Linked DNA regions of Homo sapiens: all the other regions are linked to region 1. Evidence: chromatin contacts called from ENCODE Hi-C or POLR2A ChIA-PET data. All regions are on one chromosome and are shown on one strand. The core of a region is the stretch at or near the end of the contact, and the rest is flanking DNA. Distances in the headings are between cores, read along the strand shown. Region 1 overlaps GCNT2 (glucosaminyl (N-acetyl) transferase 2 (I blood group)). Region 2 overlaps LOC124901253 (a long non-coding RNA gene). Region 3 holds the start of LY86 (lymphocyte antigen 86). Region 4 overlaps RREB1 (ras responsive element binding protein 1).

Evidence for each region. A loop is a pair of places that touch in the nucleus more often than their neighbours do. ChIA-PET counts read pairs that join two places held with the same protein, here RNA polymerase II (POLR2A). Pooled maps may share reads with other maps.
Region 2: a loop to region 1 is called in a map of OCI-LY7, with 15 times the contacts of the local background. The contact joins two enhancer-like sites. A Hi-C loop is called at or near these places in 1 of 168 maps with a recorded cell type or tissue (OCI-LY7), 1 of 37 single-sample maps with no recorded cell type and 4 of 50 pooled maps.
Region 3: a loop to region 1 is called in a map of B cell, with 25 times the contacts of the local background. The contact joins the promoter of LY86 here to the enhancer-like site in region 1. A Hi-C loop is called at or near these places in 2 of 168 maps with a recorded cell type or tissue (B cell and OCI-LY7), 2 of 37 single-sample maps with no recorded cell type and 3 of 50 pooled maps.
Region 4: a pooled map shows a loop between it and region 1 (4-fold over the local background). The contact joins two enhancer-like sites. A Hi-C loop is called at or near these places in 2 of 50 pooled maps. POLR2A ChIA-PET finds 5 or more read pairs at or near these places in 2 of 52 experiments (H1 and HepG2).

What each region holds. Positions count from the first base shown.
Region 1 is chr6:10,530,331-10,533,972 of GRCh38, forward strand. All of the region lies in intron 3 of GCNT2 (glucosaminyl (N-acetyl) transferase 2 (I blood group)), which reads left to right. Among named protein-coding and RNA genes, the nearest start is that of GCNT2, 11 kb to the left of the region's middle. Within about 2 kb of position 2,186, at least 6 of the 41 ENCODE cell types and tissues checked have a DNase peak (open chromatin) inside an H3K27ac peak, as active enhancers do; they include B cell and OCI-LY7, where a contact is called at or near this core.
Region 2 is chr6:6,329,929-6,333,570 of GRCh38, forward strand. It overlaps LOC124901253 (a long non-coding RNA gene), which reads left to right. Exons shown (of 2, transcript XR_007059428.1): 2 at 1-239. Among named protein-coding and RNA genes, the nearest start is that of F13A1, 11 kb to the left of the region's middle. RefSeq lists an enhancer at 1,884-1,933. Within about 2 kb of position 1,568, at least 3 of the 41 ENCODE cell types and tissues checked have a DNase peak (open chromatin) inside an H3K27ac peak, as active enhancers do; they include OCI-LY7, where a contact is called at or near this core.
Region 3 is chr6:6,586,623-6,590,264 of GRCh38, forward strand. LY86 (lymphocyte antigen 86) reads left to right here and starts at 2,098. Exons shown (of 5, transcript NM_004271.4): 1 at 2,098-2,248. The coding sequence starts at 2,113. The region is part of intron 1 of LY86-AS1 (LY86 antisense RNA 1); the gene reads right to left. RefSeq lists enhancers at 395-484, 495-624.
Region 4 is chr6:7,152,424-7,156,065 of GRCh38, forward strand. All of the region lies in intron 1 of RREB1 (ras responsive element binding protein 1), which reads left to right. Among named protein-coding and RNA genes, the nearest start is that of RREB1, 46 kb to the left of the region's middle. Within about 2 kb of position 2,033, at least 5 of the 41 ENCODE cell types and tissues checked have a DNase peak (open chromatin) inside an H3K27ac peak, as active enhancers do.

The DNA.
Region 1 (3,642 bases), core at 936-3,435:
CTCCAGCCTGGGTGACAGATCGAGACTCCATCTCTAAATAAATAAATAAATAAAATGTAAACCTTATTCTCCTTTAAGCGCAACGCATTTAAAATCAGGAATATGTATTATAAATAAAATTTGAATGACAATTTGAAGATTTCATAATATTTTTGTCTCTGTTGAAGCTCCCATCCTTTTGAAATGGGAGCAAGATACAACTTTCAAATTTTTTATTTGCAAGCTCTTTTCTGGTCTTGAATCAAAAATCTAAAGCATGGCCAGGCATGGTGGCTCACGCCTGTAATCCCAGCGCTTTGGAAGGCTGAGGCAGGAGGATCTCTTGAAGCCAGGAGTTTGAGACCAGCCTGGGCAACATAGTGAGACACTGTCTCTATTTTTTTTCAAGAAGTTAAAACAAACAAACAAACAAAAAAACCTTATTGCACCTTAAAGATTTCTAGGCTGAGCGCAGTGGCTCACACCTGTAATCCCAGCACTTTGGGAGGCTGAAGTGGGCGGATCACAAGGTCAGGAGTTCGAGACCAGCCTGGCCAACATGGTGAAACCCCGTCTCTACTAAAAATACCAAAAATTAGCCAGGCGTGGTGGCGCATGCCTGTAATCCCAGCTTCTCAGAAGGCTGAGGCAGTAGAATCGCTTGAACCCAGGAGGCGGAGGTTGCAGTGAGCCAAGATCACGTCATCGCACTCCAGCGGAGACTCTGTCTCAAAAAAAAAAAAAAAAAGATTTCTAGACTAGTACCTCCATTTTATAGATGAAGAAACTTCAATGTGATTACATGATGTGCTCAAATCCCACAGCTAGTAAGCAAATGCACCAATTATAAACCAGGTCTCCTAAGCCTGATGTTCTTTTTAGGTTGACTTTCAATAAGGTCTCAATTGTTGCTAAATCAATTCCATCTCTCCTTTGGTCCAAGTTCCAAATGATTTTTGAATAATCTCAAGTTGTTTATAGTGAACCAATTTAGTCCTGCTAGTTCAATTCAAAATAAGAATTCATATTTGCAGTTCAAAGGAAAAAGTAACTGGAACCTGTATGAAGATCACAGTCCTGGTTTCTTTGGATTGCTGGTTCAACCCTGGATGCACATTACGATCATCTGGGGCTTCTAAAAATAACTAAGCCAGGGCCTGTTTCCCTCCTTGGGGCAAGACCTAACTATTGATATTTGTACAGCTTCCAAGTGATTCTCATGTACAGCCAGGGGTGTAAACCATTGCAGGTGCTTGTTTTAGATATTGGCATACAAAGCTTCATAGGCTTAGAATTCTCTTTAAGTCTGTGATTTTCTCAGAGCCAGAAGGGGAAGTATAGTGATCAAAAGAAATTAGGGCTCAGGAAAGTCTGGTGGGGAAAGCACAGAGCTGTTTAAATAGAATTGTAGTGTCCAGAGTAAGGGAAGTGAAAGCCTCACTTCTCTCCCATGTGCTTGGAGTAGGATGTAGACTCTTCAGGTCTGGCCACCCTACTATACGGGGAGACATTGACACAGCAGTTCCAAAGAGAGCAGCCAGGGAGGTAAAAAGGCCAATCCCCACTTTTTTTTTTTTTTTTTTTTAGAGAAGACCAAGACAAAGAAAAAGGATAATTGATTTGGAAAAGACTTGAAGAGGGATCGGTGTCTTTACCTAATTAAAAGATTTGCTCAGGAAAGAGAAATTAGACCAACTCTGTCGTTTTGGAAGTAGAATCTAGGGCCAGCGGGTGGGAGATGAGAACACATGGAGCTGGGAATAAAACGGGCAGCTTCCTCAATGGTGAGCAAAGCCAAGGGAAGCAGGGCTGGGGAAGTGCTGCTGAGGAAACCTCAAGGATTGGACCGGATGGCCTCCGAGTCCCTTCCCACTCTCAGAGTCTGTGATCCTAATCAGGGGACTCAACAGAAACTTAAGGGAAACCCCCTGACTTCTCGACTCGATGTATCTATTGGAGCTGGATTTTTACACCCCGTGTTAGCAGTAACAGATTGGCAAAGCAATAGAAAACAAATGCACCAATTCATGTTTTTCAGAAACTTAACAAAAGTTAGCCCCTGAAGTCATTTCTGTGTTATGTGTGTGGAGGAACACTGCCGGAGGACCCTGACCAGCTCTGCCAACTCTTTTTTTTCTTTTTTTGGATCTCACTCTGTCATCCAGGCTGGAGTGCAGTGGCACAATCACGGCTCACGGCCTCAACCTCCCAAAGTGCTGGGATTACAGGTGTGAGCCACACAGCACCCAGCCCGTGCTGGTCTTGACCTCCCAGGCTCAAGCCTTCCAAGAGGCTGGGACTACAGGCATGTGCCCCCATGCCTGGCTAACTTTAACTTTTGTAGAGACGAGGTCCTGCTGTGTTGCCAGTGCTGGTCTTGAACTCCTGGGCCCAAGCGATCCTCCTGCCTCAGCCTCGTGAGCCACCACATCGGGCAAGCCCTGCCAACTCTTTCCTGACCTGAGGCAGGGCTGAATGTAGGAGGTTAGGGAATTAGAAACCTAAGGGTTGTCTTGTTTAATTATTATTCCGGCTATGTGGAGATCTGAGCCATTTTCCGTTGTAAGGGTCCTTCTGGTTGATGTGTATATGTTGTGGTTTTTGCTTTTTTTTTTTTTTTTTTTTGGCAGGTGTGCGAGGGACATTTTGAGATTGTTCCAATTCATTGTCATGATTGAGGGATTATGATTAGGATTCTGTAAAGTAACTAGTCCAGGCCAGGTGTGGTGGCTCACGCCTGTAATCCCAGCACTTTGGGAGGCTGAGCTGGGTGGATCGCCTGAAGTCAGGAGTTCAAGACCAGCCTGGCCAACATGGTGAAACCTATCTCTACTAAAAATACAAAAATTAGCCGGGTGTGGTGGCACGTGCCTGTAATCCCAGCTACTCGGGAGGCTGAAGCAGGAGAATCACTTCAGCCTGGGAGGCGGAGGTTGCAGTGAGCCAAGATCCTGCCACTGCACTCGCGTCTGGGCGACAGAGTGAGACTCCATCTCAGAAATAAAAATTTAAAAAAAAATTAGTCCAGAAAAACATCTCACAGCTGAAGTGGTCTCATGGGAAGGGAGAACAGCACTGCCCAATAGGAATGCTATAATGGGAGCCATAGATCTAAAATCAAATTTTAGATTTTCCAGGAGCCACATTAAAAGAAGTAAAAAGAAGCAGATAATATGAATTTAAAGAATGTATTTTATGCCAGGTGTGGTGGCTCTCGCCTGTAATCCCAGCACTTTGGGGAGCCGAGGTGGGCGGATCACTTGAGGTCAGGAGTTTGAGACCAGCCTGGCCAACATGGTGAAACCCCAACTCTACTAAAAATACAAAAAACTAGCCAGGCGTGGTAGCTTGTGCCTGTAACCCCAGCTACTCGGGAGACTGAAGCAGGAGAATCGCTTCAGCGATTTAGGAGAACCAGGAGGCAGAGGTTGTGGTGAGTTGAGATCATGCCACTGTACTCCAGCCTGGGTGACAGAGCAAGACTCTGTCTCAAAAAAAAAAAAAAAAAAAAAAAAAAGAATGTATTTTATTTAACTCAGTTTGAAACATCACTTTTACTTGTGGCCTGTGGCTGCGACCACAGGCAGGGGAGGTGGACCACGCATCCTCATTGCTGGTGCAGTGGTCAGGCTCTGCCGCCCTAGCAGCACCGAGACGTTGGCC
Region 2 (3,642 bases), core at 318-2,817, 4.2 Mb before region 1:
GCAGCACGAGTGAGGACGCGAGTGTGCCACCTGGCAAGTGGATCCTCTGGCCCCAGTCAAGGAGCTGCAGCTGATGGTGCATGGAGCAGAGAGAAACTGCCCTGCTGAGCCCTGCCAAAATCATAAAATTGTGAGCAATGAAACAAAGTGGCTGTTATTTTAATCCACTAATATTTGGGATAGTGTGTTACATCGCAATAGATAACTGAGACACATTCATCAAATAAATATTTATCTAACCTGCTGTTTATAATAATAATACAACACTAATATTGAGTATGCTGTAATATATAGCAATATAATTAATATGGTAATATTTATCTATCTATTATTGACAGACTTTGTGATGAGTAGGAAATTGTATCTATCTTTAAGGCCTGCAGTCAAGAAGGGGAAACTATATTAAAAGCTAGTGTTTTGGAATTTCGTCAACAAGTCTGTTTCCACGATTTAATAGACTTCAAAATATTCTGTGTTTTCCTCCTATAACAAATATGTTCCTTGTGGACCTAATCTGGCATATAATATATGTACAAAAATACAAGTTAATTAATGAATTAAAGTCAGTGGAATCTCTTATGTCAGTGAAAGCAATAGGGTTGCTGACAAAAAAAGAAAGTAAAAGTTTTTAGTGAATTGTATATGCACCACTGGTTTTTATTTCACCTTTATCTTAAACAGTCAGCCACTCACTTAAACTTTGGCTTCTGAGGCTGAGAGCCACATAAAAGGGAGCACTAAATAACTGCAAGTGTAAAGAATGATTTGTGCTCCCTAAAATGCTTTATTCATACAAGGGAACTGAGGCTTGGAGAGGCAAAGGGGCTTGCTCATAATCACACACCTGGCACATTACGGATTTCAGACTCAAACAGACATTTTTAAAACCAAGTCCATTGTCTTGGCTAAAGTACACCTTCTCCAAACTCCTATCTTTCTCTTACTCAAAATTTCCCTTCAAATCTACACATTCCAAGATCTCTCTTAGAGCTGGGCCCATGGTGCTCCTGGAAGATATGATTGGATTTCTCCTCACCCTCTGAGCAGTGTAGGCACAGGTCTTCTGGTGCAGGGGATGGGGACATTAGAATGTGGCAGCTAGCTGGTACCTATTGGAGACCACCCCTGTAGGTGGGGTGACTCTACCACTCTGGTCTGTCAACAGAATAGTTTTTATGGGACCCTCATACGGGTCAGGGACTCTGTTATGTGCTGCAAGGGATTTGCAGGGAGCAAGAGAGAGGTCCTTTCCCGCAAAAGACTTACGGTCAGCCCCTAAGCTTCTCGGTGAAGGGAAGAGCAACATTGAACATCCGTCTTGGACACCTTGCCCCTTGGTTCTTCTATCTCACGAGTGCCTCGCAGTGGCTCTGCCTGTGGACCCTTACTCATGTTCTCTGGACCAGGGTTGTTAACCATAGCAGGTTAGAACTGCCCATTTATTCTAAATACAACAGCCAACTACCATCTTTATTTCAACCCTCACTTCCCACCACTTCTTCTCTAGTCTCAAAATGCCTTTCAGCATAGGCAGGAAATATGACAGAAGAAAGTCCCAGTCGAACAAACAATAACCGAAAATGCTCTTTGTTGCTGGGCCTTGGCGATCAAAGCCCTGCACATGTTTGCCAGCTGTAGTTCAGATGGTTTCTATTTCACTCAGCATTAATTTTTTATGAAATCTGTGGCCCAGGGGCCCATAAGCGGCTTTTAGTTCTTCATTCTATACTGTCTGGTCTAATTGCCAAGGCATGGTAAGACTCAGATTTTAAGGTGTCGTTAATGTATTTACCAGCCTTCCGGTCTACAGGCAGGCTCACCTCTTTGTGTGGGATTTTAATCATGTTTTGTTTTTAGAAAGGAAATGAAGGTATTCTTGGACTAAATATACTTGCTTTTCTTTGGATTTATTATCAGTATTTCACATCAGCGAGACAGCATACACAACACTGCCAATCCCAAACCTCAGACTTTATCTTCCAGTTTAAGTTTGATTCTTAAGAAGCATATGGAGTCTGTGCAGTGGAGGTAAGGCCTGTTTAAAATGAAGGCTGTTGTTTGTATGAAACATGCTTATTTAGTAGTTTATGATAAGGGGCCTGCTGACCCCAAAGGCTATCTTTCTTCTCACTTAGCAGCAGCAGCCTGGACTTTGTTTCAGATCGTCTCTGGATGCTGTAGCAAAGCCAGCAAGTGACTCACTGTCTGTCCTCAAACTCTTTGCAGCCCCCATTACTGAAGAGCCCCACAGACAACTTAGAAAACACAGTGATGGGAAAGTGACAGTGTTTGCAGAGTTGCTGGTTGCCAGGGGTCTACATGCAAGGCCAGTGCCGCGATCATTTTCATGAATTTCAGATGTCCTTTCTCTTGCCAACTTCGTGTGTTTTCTGAAAAATAATAAGAAAAAAAAAAAAACCCAGTCATCTGGCCTTACTTCCTTAAACCGAAGCTATTAGAGGTATCCAGGATCTGACTAGGGCAGCTAATTTTCTTTCAGTAGTGATTATAGCTGCACACCCTGCACAAACCGCATGCAAGACTCCCCCTCAACATAATTTTACATGCTTCACTTCTCCAATTGGCTCCAACTGTTAACAGAGCCCAGGTTTTGCATACACAGCCACACTTGGGGAGAAAGAAAAATACTTTGTTGCAGGCAGTTTTGCCTTGATACTTGGCACTACTCCATTTCCTGACTGCGTTACACTCCCTTCCCTCCCAGGTACCTGAGACTTCTTCATGCATCTGAGTGTCTGGCTTTTGATGCAGCTCCTGGTTAGGAACCAGCCCTCTCCATGGTCATTAGCTTCCTTTTTTTTTTAAAAAAAAAAAAAAAAAACTACCATCTAGTAGGCAGCTTCTTCGGCACTATTGTTAATCTGAGAATTTGCTAGTACTTAACTCACTCTTCACACGCCATAAAAATCTCTATTCTTTGAAGTGTCTAAGTGTGTGATGGCTGAATGTGTTGGGAGGAGCTGTGTTTCAATATGTTTTTTACTTTTGTTCTCAGGCCAGAGAAATTTCATTCAGTTTCATGTGTTCAGTCCTTGAAACAAAAGGCAGTGCTTCTATTTGAAGCTTTGGTTCATTTAAAGGAAGTAATCAATTCTGTTCTGTGAGTATTCACTGAATACTTCCTAGGACCTATGAACTGATTCATGCCAGAGGCTGCAGGGCCTCTCAAAAAAAAAACCAATGTGTACCACAATCCTCTAGAGGCTTTCTGATTAGACAGATTGGGAGCAGGGTCCAGTTCATAAGCATTTCTGAAACATCCCAAGGGAATGCTGACGTTGCCTCGGTGGACCCCCTTTGAGTAACACTGCTGAGAGAGACACCTTAGTAAATGCTCAGGGTTTTGTGGGAAGACATTGAAACACATCTGAATTAGACAGTAAGACAACCAGTAACACAAATAATTCAAGCCCCAAAATGCACTCTAGAGATATAGAATGCCAGTGGCCTTCAGGAGGTGATAGGAATCACCAACCACTGTGGACCAAAAGTGTCAGATTAGTCGCCGCTATCTGGGGTAGGGTTTTGGAGGCAGTCGGGTTTGGAAGAAAGTGTATGATGTGGATAGGTGGGAAGGGAGAAGAAGGCTTCCTGGACAGGAGGATAAGGTAACAAATAATG
Region 3 (3,642 bases), core at 848-3,347, 3.9 Mb before region 1:
GTGATGGTATTAGGAGGAAAGGCCTTTGGGAGGTGATTAGGTCATAAGAATGGAGCTCTCATACATGGGATTAGTGCCTTTATAAAAGAGGCCTAAGAGAAACCCTTCGCCCCTTCCACCATGTGAGGGCACAGCCAGAAGGCACCATTTGTGAACCAGAGGCCCCTCACCAGACACTGAATCTTCTAGCACCTTAATCTCCAACTTTGGACCTCCACCCTCCAAAATGGTGAGAAATAAATGCTTGTCATTTAAGCCACCCAGTCTAAGGTATTTGTTATGGCAGCCAGAACATACTAAGACCATTTCCCTGCCACAGCTGCCCACAGCTCTCTGCTAGGTTTTCTGCTCCCTGCCCTGCACTCCTGGACTCCTCCTCCAGTGTCAATCATGACGCACTTTGCAGGGAAGGAAGTTCTCACCCTCAATTGCTCTCCTCACTCACATATGTTCAGAGCTCTCTTTACAACTGCTGGAGCACTCACATATCCCAAGGGAAAGCTTCTGTGTTCCATCCTGGACCTTCTAGGGGCTACCACGCTTCCACCAGGGCCGCTGCTCTCACCATAAGCTTCAGACTCTCATCTCCCGAGATCTTGCTCACAGCGCAGCTGCCTTCCGCTCACACAGGCCAGAGGGGCCACCTTGTCTCTTCTTAGAGCAACTTCCCACCACTCCCTTGGGGCTCAACCTTCGCTTTATGTTCTGTAAAAGCCAGCAGTTCTCAAACTTGAGACTGCATCAGGCACACCTGGAGGGCTTGTGAAAATCCAGAATGGTGAGTCCCGCCCCCCAGAGTTTCTGATTTAATAGGTCTTGAGTAGCCCAGAATTTGCATCTCTAACAAGCCCCCAGTGGAAGCTGAGGCTGTCATCTTCCCAGGCCGCACTTTGAGAACTGCTGTTGAAAGCCATCATCACTGAACTTATTTGCAGAGGTACCTAAAAATAATCAATCCACAACTGTTCCTTCTCCAAATGACCACTCTCTGATGTCTATCAAGAAATCCAAATTATTTACCAATTAATTTATTGGTAATTATGTTCCACCTATTTCAAAAAAAGTTTTGAGCTAACTCTAATTTTTGCTTAGCCATCAGCAGAAATAGTAAATTTACCTAGTGCATTCAGAAAAATGCTGTTCCTCCCAGGGAAAATAGTGTTTTCTATTGCTCCTGAAATCTGCTGACCTTGGCACTGACTCTGGTCCTCTTACATTAAGGTGAAGCTGGGGCGGGGTTGAGGAATCAAGACTGAGAAACCTTGCTGTCCTGCAGCAGAATAGAGATACATGGAAGAAGGAAGACAGAATCTTGGCTTTGAAGAGAAAGTGAGATGTGATGTCAATGATCCCACTAACACCAAAACCAGCAAACCAGCCTCCTTAAGGGTGGCCCCACCTCCCCACCCTTCCTACTTTTTCTACCAAGCCAAACCCAGAAATAGAACACGGCTCACTTCTCAGGGCTATTGCCTCTGCCTCATCTCCAGAGACCACATCTGCAGCTCCCAAAACAAGGTCTGTTCTGCAGCTGGACAATTCACTGCTAAAATCCCAAACCTAAGAGCAGAGCCAAAGCCAGAGGAGAGGAAAGTGACAATAGGGCCAAAGCCTCATTCCAGATTCCAAATGTCATTCTGTAGCCCTCGTGCTATCAACTGCTGCCTGCTGGCTGCAGCCAGGTCCCTGGGTCCATACACAGCCTGCATCAAGAGCCTGCAGAGACTCGGGGGCTGGAGATGGGAAACAGATGGTGGCCTGCGCTTTGTCTTTCCCAAGTTTACAGCCTCACCTGGGGGTGGAGGCTGTTCTGAGGGGCCCCCAAGAGGTAAGTTCACGCATCACTACTGACCCTCTCCCTGTGAAAGCAGAAAGTCAGCACGCATCCTACCCCAGACCAGACCAGCCACACCTGTAGATTCAAGGTCCTGGGGGAACAGTATTCAAATGCCTCTGCTCTCAGCCTTTTACTTCTGACTGTGGTTCCCAGCGAGTCTAAAATTTGAGAAGTGAAACTGAACATCCAACTGCCTTGGTGAGGGGAGAGGAAGAAATTTTACAGGCTTTTTATTGGCCGGTTATTTTTCTGTGTGTCCCATACAGGCCCCCACCATGAAGGGTTTCACAGCCACTCTCTTCCTCTGGACTCTGATTTTTCCCAGCTGCAGTGGAGGCGGCGGTGGGAAAGCCTGGCCCACACACGTGGTCTGTAGCGACAGCGGCTTGGAAGTGCTCTACCAGAGTTGCGGTAAGCCCTTGCAGTACACCCATGTGTGTTTATGGGGAAAGCAAGGCCCACAGATGTGAGCCGCTAGTGCTCAGTTGGAGTTGGGGTGGGAGGGGAGAGGGGACCAGCAGCTGAACACTTTCTCCACCTGCAGCAGGTCTGGGAGGGCCACTGGGAGCTTTTGGAAGAAGGAGCGGTGGGGCCAGGACTGGGAGCGGAAGAGAATGGCAGAACAACAAAGAGTACAAGAAAGAGAAATTGAATCTAAATATAGCCATTTACTAACACCACAGAACCCAAAAAAGAACAAAATGATCAGTGAGTCTACCAAATCATCAAACCTCACCAGCTGAAAATTAGGAAAAGCAGCTTCCAGTAGGCCCTTCCTCAACACCGTACACCTGGGCTACCTTTCCATCTGATGTACTTTGCAAGTGAAGTGAAAAGATCACTTCTGCCCAAAGAGAAGATTCCTGTCCCTCTCTGGACACTTTCAGAGCTTTCACTGCAGCAGTAGCTCTCATGAATTCAGCAAGCACTTCGCATGCAGCTATCAATGCCAGGGTTTCTCAGTGCTAGAGATAATAAAAGTGCATATGCCAGGCCTGTCACCCCAGCGGGCCAACCCAATACGCCAACAGATAATTGCAATTCAGTGAAGAGAATGCAGTGAACTGTGGTAAGAAGTGTCAGAACCAACCAATCGGGCTGTGTCTTAGTCAGCTAGGGCTGCCATAACAAACCACCACAGGCTGGGGACTTAAATAACAGATTTATTTCCTCACAGCTCTGGAAGCTGGGCTGGTTTCTCCTGAGACCTCTCTTCTTTGCTTCTAGGTGGCATCTTCTCCCTGTCTCCTCATGTGCTCTTCCCTCTGTGTACATCTGTGTCCTCATCTCCTCTTCTTATAAGTACACAATCATATCAGATTAGGGCCCACCTCCATGGCCTCACTTTAGCTTAATCAGCTCTTTAAAGACCCTATCTCCAGCAGGGCATGATGGCTCACACCTGTAATCCCAGCACTTTGGGAGGCTGAGGAGGGTGAACCACTTGAGGTCAAGCATTCAAGACCAGCCTGACCAACATGGAAAAACCCTGTTTCTACTAAAAATATAAAATTAGCTGGGCATGGTGGCACGCGCCTGTAATCCCAGCTACTTGGGAGGCTGAGGCAGAATTGCTTGAACCCAGGAGGTGGAGGTTGCAGTGAGCCAAGATCGTGCCATTGTACTCCAGCCTGGGCAAGAGGAGCGAAACTCTGTCTTAAAAAAAAAAAAAAAAAAAAAAAAGACCCTATCTCCACATACAGTCACATTCTAAGATACCGTAGTCCCCCCCCAGTCTGCTAGGAATACGTTCCAAGACTCCCAGTGGATGCCTGAAATCATAGATCGTTTTGAACCCTACATAT
Region 4 (3,642 bases), core at 783-3,282, 3.4 Mb before region 1:
AATAATCCACTCACCAAAAAACCCAACAGTTGCTGAATAGCTATGAAACATATGAAAGAAATTCAGCCTTTAGCATTGGGGCCTTTTTATTATTCTCAAGTTTGATTTTACAGCTGAGCTATAAATGTGACCAAATGCATCACATGAGTGTTTACCTTTTTTTTCCTTTCCTTTTTGGCCACATGGAAGTACCTAAAGAGATGGAATGTGACACACCCAGAGAATGAGGCACTGGAGGGGCCTATGAACTTGAGAAGGCCAGGAGCAGCAGGGTCCCTTCATCTCAGTGCTTAGCTTTGCCAGTGCTAAGTGGGAAGCAGAAGTCACTGAGCTCCTTAGCAAGTGAGTTTTTAAAATGTGTGTGTGTACACAAAGGAGTTGTTCCAGTGCTCTCTGTAGAAAGTGCTAGAGAGAATTCTAGCAGGAAATTCCACCACCTTTGAGATTAGTTGTCAATCCCACTAAAAGATAGCCCTCCAAAGAAGTGCTGCTTTGCTCTGCAGACCTGAAAGGTCCTATGCGATTCTCTTACATACTTCTTAGTTCCCTCTCCCCAATTCTTTTAATTTTGTGTATTTCATGAATTTTGTAGTCTTAAGTTGTTAATTGAGGTGTTCTGGATTGTAATGTGTTTTGGTGTGTGTGTGTGACAGTGAAGGAGGTATTAATCTTTGTGAGAGGGTTTTTTTTTTTTTTTTTTTTTGAGGAAAATATTTTTAATGTTTCATTCCACAGTCTGGTAAGTTGTATACTGTTGACAGCTCATTACCTACATGTTAAACTGCAAAATGTTCCTAGATTAGTAGAACTATTATTTTTTTTTAAAAAAAGTAGCTTTGTGGTTAAATTCTGATGCCCTTAAAGAGATCACTTTCTCCTGTTTTGGCAAAACAAGTTATCAGTCCACACGTGATTACATAAATAAAATTGAAACCCTTTACTCTTGCTCCTCCCTACTCAATTAAAGTCAAGGGATTCCAGTAGTGGTATACACACACACACACACACACACACACACACAAATCCTCCAATGTATTTACTTTTCACATTTTTAATACATTTTAGCGGACTGAGCTTTCTAAATTATTAGCAACTAGTACATAATCATGTTGCAGTAAATAATTTTTTTAGTTAGTGAGAAACAGACCGAAAATAGGAGGTTAAAAACAGTTCATCTGTTTTGGTGAATAGAAGTGAATGAGAGTAGGGTAGAAATTCTGGCTGATTTTATAAAATATCTCAGATCTGTTTGATAGGTTGGGCTTAAGACTGATGATGTGGGCATCCTCTTTATAATGAAGTCAGGCTAAGCGAAGCTATGTTGAAGTATCAAACAAAGCCTGAAATCCCAGTGGCTCAACCCATAAAGTGCCGTTGCTTGTTGGTGTAGAATCCTCTGCAGGTCTGGCAGCTCTCTAGTATAGCTCCCTTACAAGTGGTAACCCAGGGATCCAGGCTGCTCTTGTCTTATAGCTACTCTGTCATTACACATGCTTCCAGGTTGCCACCACAAGGAAAGAGCTAGTGGGTTACATACTGACTTTGAAAGGCTGCAGTCTGGAAGTGATGGCTGGTACTTGTGCTCACAGCTCATTGGCCAGGACTAGTCATGTGACCTGCCTGACCACAAAGGTATACGGTTGCCAGGAAATATGGAAGAATATGTGGATATTCTTTGAGCAGTGAGCATCTTTGCTTTATTCTCCTTTTCCATTTCATCTCCATAAGGTTCTCTATGCACATAAACTAGATGAAGCTTAGGCCTGAAGCCTAGAACATAATGACACTTTGGTTCTCAAAGTGTGGTCCCCAGACAAGCAGCATTAGCATCACCTGGGAACTTGTTAGAAACACAGATTCCTAGGCCCCACTCCAGCCCTGCTGAATCAGAAATGTGGAGGTGGGGCCCAGAAATCTGTTATCATAAGCTCTCCAGGTGCATACTAAAGTTTGAAAATGACTGCCCAGTGGGAGTACAATGTTTGTAGCACCTGTTGAACTCATCACTGGGGACGTGAAGGACTAATAGACACTTGCTAATGTGAACGTACAGTATGTGTGCTCAGGTGTGAGCATGTATATGATAATAAAAAGCACTGAGGGATGGTATCATGTGTGCCAGACAGGTTTTAGCACTTTATAGATTTGACTAATCTATTTCTCAGAACAGTCATATGATTTCAGTATTATTATTGTCTCCATCTCACAGATGAGGAAATTGCAGAACTGAGAGGTTCCCTAACTGTCTAAGGGTCAGGCCACTTACCACTGCTGGCAAGTGGTAGAGGCAGGATTTGCGATGTGGTTCCAGAGCCTACTCCTTAACTACCATGCAATTCCGCTTGTTCATCTTTGGGTGGTTACCCACCGGGCCTTAAGGTAGTCTTTTCATTTTTTCTTGAATGGAGACAGTCTGTCAGAGTTCGCAGGAAGTGTGGTGTGCTGGTGACAGTTCACATTCCAAGTTAAGCCCCCTTACCACGAGCTTCATTCGTTGGTGGTTTACGTGTGGGGGGTGCTGGTGACAGTGTTGGTCAATACTAGAGGGGCATGGCTAGGCAGCAGCTGCCCAGTCATTTAAAACTGAACAATAAATAGAACGGGGTTGTTAGGGGCGGAACGAAGGGGCCTAGTGGGAAGTGGTTTCTCAGAGGGAGATAGTTCAGTCGCACTAGAAGAATATTTTCTTCAGTTAACCTATGTGTAATTTTCAGGCTTATGAGAAGAAAGGCCCTGTTCTCATCACCCTCCCTTTTGATTCTTCTTTGGTCTTTTTCCATCATCCATCTGCCTGCCCTGAGATGCTCATCTGAGGCCTGATTCCATCAGGTGGTCTGAAGAAGGTTTCTATGAAGTCTTTATGAGCTGGACTTCAGTTTTGTTTTGTTTGTTTGTTTGTCTGAGACAGAGCTTTGCTCTGTTGCCCAGGCTGGAGTGCAGTGGCACGATCTTGGCTCACTGCAACTTCCGTCTCCCGGGTTTAAGCGATTCTCCTGCCTCACTCAGCCTCCCGAGTGGCTGGGATTATAGGCCTGTGCCACCACACCCAGCTAATTTTCATATTTTTGGTAGAGACAGGGTTTCACCCTGTTGGCCTGGCTAGTCTCGAACTCCTGACCTCAGGTGATTGGCCTGCCTCAGCCTCCCAAGGTGCTGGGATTACAGGCGTGAGCCACAGCATCCGGCCAGGACTTAAGTTTTAATAGAGAAAATGTGTTTTCCCTTCCAAGAAACCTGATAAAATAGTTTCCTCCCCTTGCACTTGGGAAATCCAGATAGAGTTAGATGTGATTTAATCTTTTGAATTTTGAACTGATTGAAAAGGATTTTCCAAGTGACATTAAGAACTTGCATCCTTTTAAATTTTTTAATTATTAACTGCATTTTCTTTCTTCCAGGTGGGTCTATTATTTGTTGTTGTTTAGGTGTCCTTTGCTGGCCCATGTATTCCCTTGGCTTCTTTGTCTTTTGTGTTCAGCAGACTAGAACTGAGACAGCTCCTTGGCAGCTCTGTCCTGGACAGTACCGGCTTTAACTCTAGGTAGAAGATAAAGATAGCATCACCCCTTTCGGGTTTCATGTTGGCTGGGAACAGCTGCTAAGCTTTGTATAACTCACAAAGTAACATTTCATTCCAGATTT